Regions from separate parts of the Mus musculus genome. Here regions 2 and 3 are each linked to region 1. A link is a loop called in an ENCODE intact Hi-C map of the cell type or tissue named here. Cell type or tissue: heart. All regions are shown on one strand. Links, peaks and the distances in the headings refer to the core of each region. The heading gives the core; the rest is flanking DNA. Region 1 has its middle 16 kb from the start of Fbxo47. Region 2 overlaps Cacnb1 (calcium channel, voltage-dependent, beta 1 subunit). Region 3 has its middle 22 kb from the start of Stac2.

The links. Peaks named below come from ENCODE experiments on the same cell type or tissue, not always from the same donor. Only the 100,000 strongest peaks of a DNase experiment are listed, where the experiment ranks them.
Region 2: it touches region 1 in a loop (5-fold over the local background); 2 of 42 quality-filtered maps call a loop at or near these places.
Region 3: it touches region 1 in a loop (8-fold over the local background); 15 of 42 quality-filtered maps call a loop at or near these places.

Annotation. Positions count from the first base shown.
Region 1 is chr11:97,897,421-97,903,044 of GRCm38, forward strand. No RefSeq gene overlaps it. Among named protein-coding and RNA genes, the nearest start is that of Fbxo47, 16 kb to the left of the region's middle. In heart, for the core only: a CTCF peak has its summit at 2,570 (motif pointing right); a DNase peak (open chromatin) is centred at 2,631.
Region 2 is chr11:98,000,130-98,005,753 of GRCm38, forward strand. Cacnb1 (calcium channel, voltage-dependent, beta 1 subunit) reads right to left here. Exons shown (of 14, transcript NM_001282977.1): 12 at 5,559-5,624; 13 at 5,000-5,185; 14 at 1,379-3,233. The coding sequence ends at 2,772. Among named protein-coding and RNA genes, the nearest start is that of Arl5c, 6.8 kb to the left of the region's middle. In heart, for the core only: a CTCF peak has its summit at 2,681 (motif pointing left); DNase peaks (open chromatin) are centred at 452, 2,682, 3,092 and 5,092; H3K4me3 peaks cover 1,325 bases; H3K27ac peaks cover 729 bases; H3K27me3 peaks cover 4,301 bases.
Region 3 is chr11:98,072,727-98,078,350 of GRCm38, forward strand. No RefSeq gene overlaps it. Among named protein-coding and RNA genes, the nearest start is that of Stac2, 22 kb to the left of the region's middle. In heart, for the core only: a CTCF peak has its summit at 2,864 (motif pointing left); DNase peaks (open chromatin) are centred at 2,865 and 4,465; H3K4me3 peaks cover 845 bases; H3K27ac peaks cover 499 bases.

The DNA.
Region 1 (5,624 bases), core at 460-5,459:
TAGTGACAGGGCCAGACAATGACTATGGAGGACTGTATCTGGATAGAAAGGAGACAGATGTGGCCATTAGGAAAATAGCAGTTTATGATAATCTTTTTTTAAGATTTATTTATTTATTATATCTAAGTACATTGTAGCTGTCTTCAGACACAACAGAAGAGGACATCAGATCTCACTACATATGGTTGTGAGCCACCATGTGGTTGATGGGATTTGAACTCAGGACCTCTGGAAGAGCAGTCTGTGCTCCTATCCACTGAGCCAGCCCAAAACAGTAGTTTATAAAAAGGTAAATTTCATGTTAGCATGAGGTGTTTAATTATAATTGTTCATGTTAATTAGGTGAGCCAAAGGGGACTTCTGATTGGTGGACTTCATGATAGCTCGATTTTGGTAGTCAGCTTCAGGAGGAGGAAGTGGCCAAATAAGGGAATAGACCTTACCTTGGTGGCTAGCTAGGAATGTAATCTAATGGTTTTTAGAAGGCAAAGGGAATTGGGAGAAGGGCAAGGCCTGCCAGAGCAATGATTGCCATGCTCAGATTGTCTAGAGTCTCTTCAGTGACACCTGCCTGTAATCTCAGCATTTGGAGGCAGAAGCAGCCAGAGTCCAAGGTCAGACTCTGTTACACATAGGGAAAAGCATCTGCTATATATGCACGAGATCCTCCATTTGGGTTTGCAGCATCGATAAAAGATCTTGGGGGCTAGTTGGCCATTCAGGCTAGCCCAGGTTCACTGAGAGGTCCTGTCTCAGAAAGTGAGGTGTACAGCAAAAGAGGGCCCCTTGACCTTGACCTGTGGTCTCCACAAATGTGTGCATAGGGGCACAGATTTGTATACATACATATACATATAGGACACACACACACACTCCCCCTCCAAAATGAAACAAAGCCCCACAAAATGGCTCATATAATTAAAAATCAGCAGAAGACCTGAACAGCCACTCACCTCATTAAAGAAGATGCACAATGGCAAATAAACATGAAAAAGTGATCTATACCATATGTTCTAAACACGTTAAATGTAAGGCACTTATGCAATTCAAACTACGCCTGTTTTGCAAGCATAGGGGTCTGAGTTAGGAGCCTCAGAATCCCCGTGAAAAGCCTAGTGCTGGGTGGGGGTGGGGTGGGGGTGGGGCGTGAGGGGCAACGGAAAGGCAAGCTGAGTCCCTGAAGCTCACCATCCTCACAGCCTGGCCCAACCCCTAAGCTTCAGGTTCAGTGAGATAGCCTCTCTCCAAATAATAAAGATGGAGGGAGATGGAGGGAAAGCAGCCAATGTTGACATGGATTCTCTATGAGCATCTGCACACGCATGCACACATCCCATCAACAAATATCCCCCAACACACACACACACAGAGAGAGAGAGAGAGAGAGAGAGAGAGAGAGAGAGAGAGAGAGAGAGAGAGAGAGAAACAGACAGACAGACAGGCAGAGACAGAGAGACAGAGAGGCAACAGAAAATTTATATACAATGTGATATAATTCTATGCCTACTAAACTGGCCAAAATCCCAAACACTGATAACATAAATGGCCCGAGGACGCAGAAACAGCAGGGAAGGGCCATTCAGTGCTGTGGGAGTACAGGTCTTCAAGACACTGGGAAGGCAGGAAGACAGACTGGTCTGCCTGCCTCTCTTTCTTCCTCTCTTCCTCTCTCTCTCTCTTTCTTTCTTTTCCTTTCTTCTTCCTTCCTTCTTTCTTTCCTTTCTTTGTTCTTCCCTTCCTTCCTCTCTCTTTCTCTTTCTCTTTCTTCCTTCTTCCTCTCTTCCTTCCTCCCTCCTTTTCTTTCTTCCTTCCTTCCTTCCTTCCTTCCTTCCTTCTTTCACTGACCCCTCCTCTTTTTGAGACAGTCTTCCTCCATGGCCCAGGCTGGTCTGGAACTCCAGATTCTCTTGCCCCAGCTTCTTGAGGAAAGGAAACATAAATTTCAAAAAAGAAGAAAAAGGAGCAGCAGGGCATTTCAGAAATTCTCGTTGGTTTGGAGTCTGAGACTCACAATGTAGCCCAGGCTAGCCTGCAACTCCCAACTCTCTTTCCTCCACTTCTCAAGTCGGCTGCACCACTAGACCAAGCTCCAGAAATCTGTCAGCAATAACTTAAAGATAGGTGTGGTATTGATTGCCTGTAGTATCATTGTTTGAGAAACTGGGACAAGAGGATTGCTGTGAGTTTAAGGTCAGTCTGGTCTATATTATGAAACCCTATGTCAAAACAACAACATCAGCATAGAATTTAAACAGTTTTCTCCTGTTCTTGTGAATTATTAAAGCACATTCTTTGGGTCAATTTGGCAGGATAGTTGCTGCAAGACACCAGGCAAGTATAAATAACTATTCCAGCATGGGGAAAAGCTGTTAAAATATTCATTTCCAGATGGGCAAAGTTCAGGCCTGACTCATTTTAAATGAGTTGCAAACTAGAAACTCTGTAAAATGGAAAACCCAGAAAAACAATAGTTCTCAATAATTGGCTGAAACCACTAAGTAAACAAGCCACACTATCAGAGGGAGTGTGGCTATTGACTACAGCTCAGAACGGTATGTGGCATCCTGTCCAGCAGGTGGCAGTAGAGAGCTGTGTAAGAATTATGTTCTTCTGATGGGGTGCAATCCAAAGGGCAGAAATCTGGCAATCTCTGCACTGACTCAAATACACAGCATCCTCAATTTACGGAAGGAACTGCTCTGGAGAGAGATCCTCTGGCTTTGTTTTAGTTTTCCTTGTTTTTGAGATAAGGGCTTACTGGGAGGCCTTACCCAGCCTGAGACTCATCTATTGTTTGTTTGTTTGGTTTTTGGAGACAGGGTTTCTCTGTGTAGCCCTGGCTGTCCTGGAACTCACCCTGTAGACCAGGCTGTTCTCAATGCACAGAGATCTACCTGTCTTTGCCTCCTCCCCATTGCTCGGACCAAAGGCGTGCGATGTCACCACTATCTGGCTGTTTGCTTTTGAGACCGCATCTCTCAAAGGCTGGAGCTGGAGTTATAAGCTTTGTGAGCTGCCCTGTGTGGACACTGGGATTTGTCAATTTGTCAACCATTAATCTATAGCACACGACAGGAAGGGTGGGTCTGATATTTGCACATGTCCTTAAATCAGTGTAATAAATGTCTTTGTTTCTGCTTGTTTGATGTCTTGGGTATTGTCTTGTTATCCTGTTGGGTGAAAAGACAGTTATCTAAAGGGTTTTGTGCTTTGTGCTGGGAAAGAACCCAAGGCCTTGCCAGTGCTAGTCAAAGTTCCACTAAGTTCTACCAAAGCCCAAAGATCTCGATTTGAGGGCCATTGTGACTATGTGGGTCAGCCAAGCATCTCTCAGAGGTCCCATGATAACAGTTTACTCACTTTCTAAAATAGGAGTACATATATCTGGTACTTTAGCCTAGAAATGTCTTCCTTGTTACAGACGACAGGCTATTTTATGTGATTGTGTTTTATGCATCGTTGGAAAAAACCCAGAGGAAGCAAATGGGCTGGATGTGGCCAGAGGAGCAAGTGGCTCAGTCTGTATGTGCTGGGGAGTGAGCGTTTGAGAGGCTCTAACAGAGCACGGAGGTGGGGGTTCACCCTTAGTGGGGGAGCGCATAAGGAAGAGTTGGTCTAGTATGAACAGAGCCATCGGCTCGTGGCATTGAAAATATTTTTTCAGGCTGTTGCATTCACTTAGGACCTTTGTAGGACTAAGGTCATTGTGTGAGTATGTGACTCTAGTGCTAGGGATCTGATGCTCTCTGGGCCTCCTAAGGCACCAGGCACACACACACACACACACACACACACACGATAAATGGATGGATGGATGACTAGATGGATGGATGACTAGATGGATGGATGGATGGATGGATGGATGGATGGATGGATGTGTGGATGGAAGGAAGGAAGGATGGATGGATGGATGGATGGATGGATGGATGACTAGATGGATGGATGGATGGATGGGTGGATGGAAGGAAGGAAGGATGGATGGATGGATGGATGGATGGATGGATGGATGACTAGATGGATGGATGGATGGATGGGTGGATGGAAGGAAGGAAGGAAGGATGGATGGATGGATGGATGGATGGATGGATGAATGGAAGGATGGAAGGATGGATGAGTAGATGGATGGATAAATAAATAACTGGCAACAGGCTAATGGTATATATCTTTTTCTCCAGTACTCAGGAGGCAGGGGCAGGAGGTTCTCTGTGAGTTCAAGGCCAGCCTAGGCTACATAGTGAGACCCTGCCTCAATAGCAAACAATCAGACAAATAAAACAACAACAGAAACACAAAAGGAAACAAAAATGGCCTCAGAAGGACAGCACATATACTGAATGACATGTGAAAAGATGTACTCAAAGGCTGGCCATGGTGATGCCTGCCTGTACTCTCTGCATTCCAGGCAGGAAGTGGGTATTGAGAAATGGGGCAGGGGTTCCAGGCCCGCCTGAGCTGCACAACTTTGTCTCAGAGAAAGAACAGCTTTAAAGAATAGCAATAAACGGAACATGACTGAGTTAGTGGCCAGCCAAGACAGCAAACGCCAGCACATCTGGGGAGTCACAAGAGTCTGTATCATCAGCTGCATCCCCAACCTCCATCCCGGAGATGACTCTTGTCTGTGGTTTTATATTAACCACTTTTGTAGTGGGAAAGCACACACAACATAAAACTCATCATCTCAGCTACGTTCAGTGTTCAGCCCTGTGGCAACTCCTAAAATGCTGCCCCTTAGCTCCTTCACATGTGTGACCTCCTATAGACTGTCGCCAGCTGTCTCTTTTTGTTTATTTTTCAAGATAGTATGTGTATGAATGTGCATCTGTGCTAGTGTGTGCCACCTATGTGTGGGTGTCCTTGAGGGCCAGGGAAGGTTTCTGGACTCCCTGCAGCTGGATTACAGGTGGGTGTGAGCTGCCTGATGTGGATGTTGGAATTGAACTCAGGTCCTCTGGAAGAGCAAACCGTGCTTTTAACCACAGAGCCCTCTGTCCAGTCCCTAAGCTCTCCTTTAATACTTTTGTTCTCTCTCTCTCTCTTTTGTTTTTTTTTGTTGTTGTTTTGTTTTTAGTTTTTTGAGACAGGGTTTCTCTGTGTAGCCCTGGCTGTCCTGGAACTCACTCTGTAGACCAGGCTGGCCTCGAACTTAGAGATCCGCCTGCCTCTGCCTCCCGAGTGCTGGGATTTAAGGCATGCACCATCATTGCCCGGCTCTGTTGTGTTCTTTTCAATATTCTGTCCCTTAAGTATGACACATACACTTTGAATTTTTGCATCTGAGACCGATGTCTAATGGAGAATTATGTAATGTTAGAGAAGAATACCCAAGAGCAGCCGAGGTCTGCGTTGTTTATGAAATTGCTTTCTTTTTTTCTTTTTTTGTTCTTTGTTTTTTCTCATGGTTTAAACTTCAATTTTGAAATTCTCCTAAATGGCCCTGTTGTTTATTTTCCTTGTTAGCATTTCTGGTAAACAGAACAGTTTAATGATTATTATCAAAGGAACGTCTTTTAAGGACAGTGTGATTATATTGGATGGTCTCCATGTGTAGCCTGCCTAGTTTTGAAGTTCACAATGGAAATGTTTGGAGCGTCTGACTCGCTGCCTTTAGTTAAATACCATAT
Region 2 (5,624 bases), core at 343-5,342, 100 kb after region 1:
TACTGACTGCTCCCCCACAGCAAGAAACTTGGAGCGCTATCTGTGGTTTCCAGTTTGACTTGTGCCTACCACAGAGGAGATCTTTAATAAATGCTGGCTCCACACCTAAACATAGACGTGAATGATCGATTACCATGCAAAGGTAGTGGGGAGGATGGGAGGCAGAGCAGGGCTCTCAACAACTCTACTATCAGTTCCCCAAGGGACTCTGCCCCTGGGCTGCCCAGATCCCTGTCTGTGATCTGCTGGCTTATCTGGAGGCCATCAGGGGTCCGATGTCAGACTGACCCTTAAACACAAACTATGAACAGAAGCACTCAGGCAGGGGACCCAGATGTTCAAGTCTTCTAGAGCTGTCACCTCAAAAACAAGACCTAGGAAGGCAAGGAAGCTTTGCAGGTGCTGTGTGAGGCAGGACAACAGCTATGAGAGCCCACATCCTGGCAGCTGGTGACGAGGAGGGGCCTGCCACCTGCTTATTTTGTTCTCACATGTCTCAGGGGGCCTGGTCTCTCCAACCTCTTCACACCAGCGGAAAACCTCCCCGGCTCCAAAGCTCTCAGGACCCGTGTGATAGCACATCTGTAACTTTTGCAATCACACTCAGGAGGGTGAGGCAGGAGAGTTGCTATGAGTTTGAGTCCCACCTCAGCTGCATGAGTCCCAGGTCAGTCAAGAGTTACATTGTAAACCTGTCCCAAAATAAAACTTCCTGGCATGCTGGTTCACCCACTGCTGTGATCCCAGCATCTGGGGATGCTGAATAAATCCCAGTGTAGCTGGAGATACATGGTTACCCTTGTCTACTGAGTGTACTGAGTGACACCCTGTCTCGGGAGGAGGTGAACAAATAACCCCCCCCACCACCACCACACACACACACACCAAGCTGGGTGCTAAGTGTGTGGTGTCTTTAATCCCAGCAGTCAAGAGGCAGATCCAGGCAAACCTCTGAGATACAGAGGAGCCGAAGTTCACCCTTCCCTAGTGAGGAGCTGCTAGGGCACAGGGAGGTCAGAGTAGAAAGGGGCAATAAATAAATAAAAACAAAGTATGTGTCTTTAAGATGTGAACTAGTGAGGCTTGAGCCCACCGGCTCAATTAGCAGCACCCACCCCACCCCACCCCACCCCACCCCGCCCCCTTTGCAGGGAAGAAACAGGAGGTATGGCTGGTGTGAGCCTGTGGCTGAATGAGGAACACCTGCAGACAATCCCGAAGCAGCAAAACAAAGTACCATCTCTCCTTGGCCTCAAAGGCGCAGGCGGAGCATTTGCTTGCACTCCCCCTTGATCCCCAACAGGTCCCCACCCTCACCACGGAGAGAGAGTGAGACTGCAGGGCTGACAAAGTGTGGTGACAACAAAGAAAACAGGCTCAGGAGGTGGCCGCAAAGGACAGAACTGCGGTTTTATATGTGGCAAAATATCTCTCCTAGAGGAGTACAGACAGACAGACAGACAGATGGGCACAGGACAGTAGACCGGGGCAGGGAGCGAAAGGTTGGGCAGTGCTATCTTCTAACCTGTTAGTGGAAGCTGCACCCCACCCCCCAGGAGGGTGGGGCAACATTGGCACAGGAGGTGGCGAGACAGGCGTGAGGTGCCCATCCCTGAGGTGGGCAGCTGGGCAGGGCCCAGTCCTCGTTGGCACAATCGGCTCTCTCTGGACCAGCTGTGATGCTGGGGAGGGGGCAGGGCTGCTGGACTCTTAGGGATGCTGAGGCTAAGGGAACCCCAGGGGAGAGGGGCTACCATGGCCTCTCTTGGGGAAAGTGGACACTGGGGAAGGACAGGGTCACAAGAGGCAAATACAGAGAAGCAGCAGCAACCAAGACCCCTAGGGGAGACCCAAGGTCCTTAGGAAGCCCCTGGATGGTGGTCACCTCACGGGTACCAACACATAGAGCCTGTCCCCTGGGGCCTCAGGGTGACGGTGAAGGAGCAGTTTTTTTGGTTTAGAATGAGGTGGACCACAAAGTATTCATGGTCTCCACACCCAGGTGGCACGGAGATGTGGGGCTCAGATGCAGAGGGCCCCTCTCTCCTGATGGCAGCAGGCAGGGTATGCTGTAGACAAAGCTCATTCCTGGGGGAGGCAAGGGGTGGAGGGAGGGGGGCAGCATCTTGAGTTGCTCACTCCTCAAGGTTCTAGGACCTGCTTTCTTGCTATGACCATGGAGGGCAGAGAGCGCGCACTGATGCCCAGCAGCCTGCACCCAGCTCTGCTCCCCAAGGGTTTCCAAGCCGTGCCTTTCACCCACCAGAGAATGCTGCTAGGAAACTGTTATGTTATGGGATGGACATGGTGGGGGATCCCGGGTCTGGGGGATTGGGGAAGATTCAGCGGGCTCTCTTCAGGAAAAGCACCCAACCTTTCCCAAGTACCCCTGTGTTGGTAGAAGAAGCCCCCACCCCCACCCCGATTAAGACCTTCGCTTACAGCCCCGAGTAGAAAGAGTTGAGGAAGTGCACCTTTTCTCTGGGAGGGAGAGAGCCCCCAAAGATGGGGAAAGGGGGCACTTCAGAAAGTAGGCATTCCCCCATCCACCTACAGCAGTTTAGGGAAAAACCTACAGCTGGGGATTAAGGACCTCCCAAGAGCTGGGATAATTACCACCAAAGAAACCCCAAGCTTTAAGCAAAGGCATCTGAAAACGAGGGACACAGCGCCCCCTGGAGGCAAGACACATCTTGGGTGGTGTGCCCCTCTGCCCTCCCTTCCCCTCCCCGAGCTCAGAGCCTTTCCTCTCCCAGAACTGCCCTTGCCTCTCAGCGGATGTAGACGCCTTGTCCCCAGCCCTCCAGCTCATTCTTATTGCGCCCCAGAACCGGCCCACCACCCTCCGCACAGTAGCGGGCCTTATTCCGGCCCCGGTTCCTGTTGTCGGTCATCTCCTCCTCATAGTCTTCCTCGTCTTCCCAGGAGCCCTGCCGGGCTGGTGGTGTGCCTCCCCCTGCAGGGTCTCCAGGCCCTGGGCCCTCTGAGGGGTCTGTCTCCATGTCCACACACGAGTCTCCCGGCTCCGTGTAGGCAGAATTTCGGCTGCCGGGGGTGTCAGCATCAAAGGTGTCTTGGCGGGATAGCGCCCGCAGGGTGCCTGCCCGGCCAGGTGGGTGGTTGCTGGGGTAAAGGCCTGGGGGCTGGCCCAGTTCCCCGGGGTACTCGTGCACACTGGCATGTTCCCCAGTGGCCCGGTCCAGCGGCTGGTCCCCGGAAGCAAGGTAGGGTCCCTGGTTAGCAGACAGACGGCACGCACCATGCAGATCAGGCAGGGGTGAGAAAAACACAAAGCAAGGCAGGTTAGTGATAGTGCCAAGACACCAGCCTGGCTCCTGGAGGGCGCTGGCTCTAGAGGAGGGGCACCCAGGAGCAGGGCGTGGCTCTAGAGCTGAGCCTGAGGGCATGCCATAGGCCATTTGCTCCTCCCTCTAGCAGCCTGAAGGCACCCAACTTCATCTGAGCGTGAACTCTCCTAGTAACCATGGTAAGGAGCCCTGAATAATTAGTCACCGCTTCCTCAGTGCATGTTATTAATGCTTTCCTGGGTTAATCATCGTTAACAGCTCATTAGTACTGCCGCTCATTAGTCGTTGCTTGGGTTAGTCAATTGCTCCAATTTTCCCAATATACTGAGATTTCAGCTTGAACTCCCTGACCTCCCCACCCCCCAGTTTCCTCTGCCCACACTTAGACCTCAGCCATAGTCTTCCAGAAACCCACACTTCTTCCTTAGGCTAACCCTGAGCCTCCAAGGTTGAAGGATTCCTCCCCCCCCCCCCCCGCCCCGCCACCCCCATAAAGCACTCAAAGCAGCCAGTTTGAAGAGGGCGCATGACTCCACGTCTCTACCCTAGCTCCATGCCCACAGCCGGAGTACCACAGGTGGCCCAATGCCCTCATCACCAGTGGCTGACAGCTCCGGCCATCTCATGGTGTGTGATGGAGCTATCCTCTCTGTAGTACCAATTCCTGGTTAAAGCGGGATGGGAATTGCAAAACAGCACCAGTTTCCAAACTGCTTCCTGGAGCTGTTTTCTGGCAGAGTGGGGTGGGGGCAAAGAAGGCTGCGGTCCCTGAGGCTGGGAAGGGGAGGCTAGGCCCCCAGCTCCCCATGAGTAGATCCAGGACGGCTCAGCTTCACTGAATAAGTGAGCTCTGTTGCTGAAAACCCACTTGAGATGCAGCAGTCTAGAATGACTTCATGGTGTTCTGGCTCTAAGCCAGACCATACACTTAGCGGTGTGGGCTCAGAGATGGGCTGTGGCTCCGTGGGAGGAGAGCCTTTCCTGGACTCTGTTTCCCTGGGAGACGGTGGAAGGTACAGCTTAGCTCATAGATCCAGCTTGGGTCCCTCAAAGATTGAGGGATGCCGGGGAAAGGCAAGTTCTCTGGATTCGATGGCCCCCACTCTGTTAGATCTAACGTGGGTACATGGAGCTGACTGCTGTAGTGCTAGCTTGTAATTCCAGCATCCAGGAGGCTGAAGCAGGAGGATTGCCTCCAGTTTGAGGCCAGTCTGGAACACTGGAAATTCCAGGCCAGCTACTGCCAGAATGAAACTGTGTTTCCAAAAACCAACAACAACAACAACAACAACAAAAAGAAAAGTGTGTAGAGTCCAATGAACAGCCTATTCTTCTTCCTGAGATTTTCTTCCTAGTGCTCGGACTTATATGGGGTCCCCATCAGGCCTCAAGTCCAACAGACAGGAGATGCAGTCCTAAGGGACCAGTCCCAGGGAGGCAGCACCAGCCAGTCCCCAGTCCCACCAAAAACCACAGACACCAGACGCTGCCGCTCACCACGTTTTTTACAAAATAAAGCTCTTCCCTTCCTTCCTCATGTTCCCTGCACTCCAGGGTGGGAGGAAAGACCAGAGGGACATCGGCTACATGGCGTGCTCCTGAGGCTGGGCCACCGCGTCGCCTCCCCGCGGTGAGGCCTCCAGCCCGCCCCAGAAGCTGAGATTTCTCCTGAGCGAGGTGAGCACCTGTACCTGGAGGTTGGAGACGGGGGCAGGGCTGGCAGCCAGAGCTGCGGTAGCCATGGTGCGGTTCAGCAGCGGATTGGGTGGCGTGCTGCTAGGCGGATGTGTGGCCTTCCAGTAGGCTTCCAAGTACTCAGCCAGGTGCTCGCAGGCATCTTCCAATTGGTTCTCGTCCAGGATTATGTCAAACATTTCCTGTGGAGGTGGGGTTAGGGGCGGGGCTGGGATGAGCGGGGGCGTGACCAAGGGTTGAAGGTGTGGCCTGGGTGCAGTGGGTGGAGTCAAGGGGGTTGAAGGACAAGGTTAAAAGGCCTCTGGATGTGGCCCAAGGAAAGGACACTTCAGACCTACAAAAGACCGAACTCAGCCCAACTCCCTCTCATTCTAGGGATAGGGAAATCAGGCCATGGCTGGGCACGCAGTAGGGAGTATTTGAGCCATTTGGCCAATCAGGCATCCCTCTTTACCCAAGGACCTGGCCCAAGTGCTGTCTTCCATGCAGGCTTGAAGGAAACAGGAGAACCCAAAAAGACACCTTCCCTTCCCTCCCCTGGGTCTGAGCACTCACGGGGGGACACTGTGCCAGCTTCTCCGAGGCTGCTATTTGGACATTGAGGTGTTTGGATTGAGACTT
Region 3 (5,624 bases), core at 415-5,414, 180 kb after region 1:
ACCTAGTCCAGCATCATATTATTAAACAAAAAAAGGGGGAGATGTAGGCAGCCGGGCGCCTAAAAGATGGCGACGGCCTCCGCTGTAAACAATGCCACTGCGCAGGTGCTAGCCCGAATCTGGTGCCAACCCCTCCCGAGCGGGTGCATACAAATCAAAGTGCCGGCAGACTAACCAATCCCAGGAGGACACATAGCTCTCCCCAGTGCTGGGGTGTATATAAGCAGTCTTCCTTGGGTTTCCGGAGTTCCCGTAGCATCGAGGTGTTCCTGAAATAAAGAAGGCTGTGGAGAAGAATCTGACCGTGTTGCGTTTTTTCTTGCTGTACGAGGTGAGCACAACAGATTGGGGCTGGAGAGATGGCTCAGCGGTTAAGAGCACTGACTGGCCGGGCAGTGGTGGCCCATGCCTTTAATCCCAGCACTTGGGAGGCAGAGGCAGATGGATTTCTGAGTTTGCAGCCAGCCTGGCCTACAGAGTGAGTTCCAGGACAGCCAAGGCTACACAGAGAAACCCTGTCTCAGAAAAATCAAAAAAAAAAAAAGCACTGAGTGCTCTTCCAGAGGTCCTGAGTTCAAATCCCAGCAACCACATGGTGGCTCACAACCATCTGTAATGGGATCTGATGCCCTCTTCTGGTGTGTCTGAAGACACCTACAGTGTACTCATATACATTAAATAAATAAATAATAAAAATAAAATGAAATTATAAAAAATCCCACAAAGTATGCCTGGGTGGTGACAACCACAGCATTGTGCATGCTTTTAATTCCAGCACTTGGGAGGCAGAGGCAGGAGGATCTCTGAGTTTGCGGCCAGCCTGGTCTACAGAATAAGTTCCAGGATTGCCAAGGATACACAGAGGAAACCCTGGCTTAGTGGGTAAGAAATTGCTGAGCAAGCATGGGGATAGGAATTTGGATCTCCAGGGCCCGAGGAAGCACTAGTAGGCGTGTGGGCCTGCCTGTAATTCTCAGCATTCCAGAGGAAGAGATGGAACAAGTTAGCTAGACTAGATGAACTGCGAAGCTCTGGGTTCCAGTGAGACACTGTGCCTCAAAATGTAAGGGTGAGAGTGACCAAGAACAGACTTATATCTGCTTGTTTTCAGACAGATCTTGTTCATGCCCCCGACTGAAATGGAACTCACTATGAAGTCCAAGCTGGACTTGAACTTGCAGTCATCCTCTGACCTCCATAAGCACAAGTGTGTGCCCACAGACATGTGAACACACACACACACACAGAGACAGCAGTTGTGATGGTCTATACTTGTAATCTCAGAGCTGGGGATGTTGTCTTTTTTTGTTATGCTTGGCTGAGTGTCTAAAAAAAATTTGCTGGGTGCAGTGGCACACATCTCTAATCCTAACACTTGGGAGGCAGAGGCAGGTGGATTTCTGAGTTCGAGGCCAGCCTGGTCTACAAAGTGAGTTCCAGGACAGCCAGGAATGCACAGAGAAACCCCATCACAAAATAAACAAAAAAAATGACAAACAAAATATTTAAAATACAACTAAGGTGGAGTGAGACCTGAGAAAGGCACTTGGGGTTGACTTTAAACTTCTACACACATGCATACACACTCACACATGTGCAGAAACACACACTCACATGGCACTGGAGACTAGGAATGAGGGTGTACACCTGTAACCTGTGCACACTTGGAGACTGAAGTAGAAAGATTACCATCAGTTTGAGGTCCGTCTAATCTAGAATGGAATCCTGTCTCATAATCCTCTTTCCCCAAATCCTTGATGTCAGATGTAGTGGCTCACTCCTGTAATCCCAGCATAAGAAAGGCTGAGTCCAAGGCCTGCTTGGGTTACAGAGTGAGAAGGTGTCTCAAAAAGCTAAGGGCTAGGGGCTGGAGAGGTGCCTCAGTGGGTAAGCGCACTTGCAGCTCTTGCAGAGGATACAGGCTGAGTTCCCAGCATACACTCGTGGCTCATAACTACCGGAAGTCTCGTTCCAGGGGATCTGATGCCTTCTTCTGAAGTCTTCAGGAACCCAGGCACTCACACAATGCCCATACATACATGCAGACAAAATACACACATAAAGGAAAAAGAAATAAATCTATTAAAAAAAAAATCAGGTGGTAGCGGTACACGCCTTTAATCCCAGCACTCTGGAGGCAGAGGCAGGAGGATTTCTGAGTTAGAGGCCAGCCTGGTCCAGTTCCAGGACAGCCAGGACTATGCAGAGAAACCCTGTCTCGAAAAACAAAAACAAACAAAAAAGACTTTATCACTCTCTTAGCGCCCACAGGAGCTGACTGACCTGGAAACAGAAACCTGACCTTGCCTCCCATCACTTCCTGGCTCTCTCTTCTATTCTCTAGACCTATGACAGGCTGCCTCTTTCTGCTGAAACTTTGACCAGGCTAATGCCTTTCTTCCAAACAGGGACCTAACCTGGCCTCTTGACAGCCTTGAGCGGAGCCCATACAGACCCTTTTGAAAAACCCAGGTTCTCCCTGCTATCTGTACCTCCCGACCCCCCACTTCTGCAACCATAGCCTATTTTGGGGCCTCACCTGCCTCTCAGTTTCTGTCCCCAGCAAGGGGAGGTAGGATGAACCTGTTTTAGCTTCTGGTGTGTGAGACCGGAGGCTGGCATAGAGGAGGCCAGGGACAGTGTGCACTGAAGCCTGACCGGTTCAGGGGCGCCTTGCAACCTGGCTGGCCACACTACTGCCCGAGACTCTGGTCCCTTTCCCGGGCCCAGTTCTTCAGAGATTCACTTGGCTCCTTGGGGGTGTAGTCCAGCTAAATGGAGTCTTCCAATTTCTCCAAAACCTACCTTAAAGCCGCAAGGCTTCTTCTCAGTCTCCGGAACAGATTCTCTCTGCCCCCTGGTGGCCAAGTATGGTACGGCCACAGTTGATACCAAAACAAGAGTCCCGACAGGATGCAGCTAGGCTCTTAGGCTTGTGAATCTCCTTCCCATAGTCATCGTGAATCCCTGGGCCCCTTGGGCACCTCAGTGGTCTTCATGCTGAACCCCAGAGACTGCATCTCAGAGATGACGTCCTGTCTGCGTGAGCACTCCAGCTAATGTGGGAAGCTGGCCAGCTTTACTGATGGGGCTGACATGTGGCAGGGACCAGAACTATAAGCAACTGAGGGTGGGCATTCATGAAAATAACTTTTCTCCCTTGGCTTGCTGTGTCCTTCAACTGACTTTTACTGAGGACCAAGAGCTACTTGGCACTACTGTGAATAGCTTTCTCTCGGCTTGATATAGATAACATACATGACTCCTTGTACACAGGGTCCAGAAATGTTAACTCTTTCAAGGACATACAGCTAGAAGTGGTGGACGTGCGGTTTGGGCAGGTTAGGGCTGTCTGTAGGCTAAGGGACTGTGTCTCCGGCCTCCCAGCCTCAACCTCAGACTCCTTCCCCTTTCCTGGTCCTTTCTGCCTCTGTAGGAACTAATCTGTTGACGTTCACCCATCAGGACCTTATCCAGACCTGCAGGACTGACATTCCCATCTAGCAGGCGCTTCATAAACTGTTTGAGCCTGAAGGTACCTTACAGGCCACTTGAGTCATGCTCCTGCCTCCCCAACTGAGTCTCATGTAGCTCAGGCTGACCTTGAACTCACTAAGTAGACATGGCTTTGACCTCTTGATCCTCCTGCCTCCTTCTCCCTAGTCCTGGGATTATAATATAAAAAGCTTTTTATAGGGGGCTGGAGAGATGGCTCATCGGTTAAGGGCCCTGAGTTCAATTTTCAGCAACCATATGATGGTTTCACAACCATCTATACTGGGGTGGGATACCCTCTTCTGCCATTCAGGTGTACATACAGATAGAGCACTCATATTTAAAATAAATACATCTCAAAAAGTAAAGAAGAAAAGAATGATAGCAGAATCCTTTTTGTTTCTGGTGTTGAGGATCAAACCCTGGGCCTCATGAATGTACTGAGTCCTCCCAGCCACTCAGATCCATGGCCTTTTTGACTATGGCCCTGGGGGCAGCTGTGTTCTCAGTAAGCAAGTATAAGGGCAGGTGGAATTAACTGACCCCTCCCTGGGCCGGGCCCAGGTTCCTTTCTATTGGACTCCATGTGGCTCTAAAGACAGATGTGTCTCCCTGTCACTTCTCTTTGCTCTTCCTGAACTGAAAAGATGAGTCTTCCTTTGTAAAGGAGGATGGTGGTAAAGGAAGATGACCGTCTGGCTGGGCTGAACCCAGCACACACCTGGGCACACGAGGCTGGGCGGAGGGGATCCTGAGTGCAAGACCAGCCTGAGACAGTGAGGCTGTCTGGAGAACAGAGTAGGTTTTTAGAGGGAGGAGGGTCTGGCTTCGAGAGGGTGACAGGACTGCTTAGCCCCCTAGATGACCCAGAGAAAGGGAAGTCTTTCCAATGCTCATGGCTGAGAGTGCAGGAGAGATGGATACTCCGACCAGTCTGGCTCTGAAGTGAGTCTGCAGAAGCACGTGGCTGTGGAGGGCGTCGGGATCTATCACAGGTAGTGTGGACGGTGCCAGGCTATTTTTAGTGTGGCATTCAGGAGGCTAGTAACTGCATTCTGACCTAAATCCAAAACTGATGGCAGCCTGGTTTGCTGCGTGCCCAGGAGCCCTGTTAAAATGCCCAGCTGACCCCGGGTCCCAGGTTCAGAGTCAGAGCATTCTGTTTCAATCCTGGAGAAGACACAGAGTCTCCAGTGTCCCTTTGCTTTCTATGCATGAGCATCTGCTGACTTCCAGGGCCCAGCCTCCTCGGCCACTCTCTCTGAGCTAGCCAAGCTGAAGAGACAAAAAAGCCCTGGCCACACGGACTGAGAGCCTTTCGAGGGAGTAGTACTGGTTGCTCAACACTGTATTAACTAAATAAAATGTTTGCTTCCTCCTTCCTTGTAAAATATTCTAAAGATTAATTTTTTAAGCTGGGTGTGGTGGTGCAAACCTTCAATCCCAAACACTCAGGAGGCAGAGGCAGGAGAATCTCTATGAATTCCAGGTCAGCCTGGTCTACACTGTGAGTTTCCAGGATAGCTAGAGCTACATAGCAAAACTGCCTCAAAAAAATAAACCTATAAAATGGAACTTTCAAAGATTTAAAAGAGCATGTTTTGCCTGTGCCATGCATGCCCGCTACCAAGGGAGGCCAGCTGTCAGATCCCATGGGATCAGTTATTGAGTCTTGTGACACCATGTGAGTGCTGGGAACCAAGCCTGTGTCTTCTGCAAGAAGCCAGTTCACAATTTCTGAGCATCTCTCTCTCCAGCCCAAAGTGTTAATTCTACAAAGACACAATGTATTGTTCAAGTTTTACTGGTTTTAGACTTTCTAAGTAAAAATACCCTTTAAATTCTTTTTTTTTTCTTTCTTTCTTTGAGACAGGGTTTCTCTGTATAGCCCTGGATGTCCTGGAACTCACTTTGTAGACCAGGCTGGCCTCGAACTCAGAAATCCACCTGTTTCTGCCTCCTAAGTGCTGGGATTAAAGGCGTGCACCACAACCGCCGGGCACTCTTTAAATTCTTTTTTTTTTTTTTTTTTGGTTTGTCCAGACAGGGTTTCTCTGTGTAGCCTGGCTGTCCTGGAACTCACTCTGTAGACCAGGCTGGCCTTGAACTCAGAAATCCGCCTGCCTCTG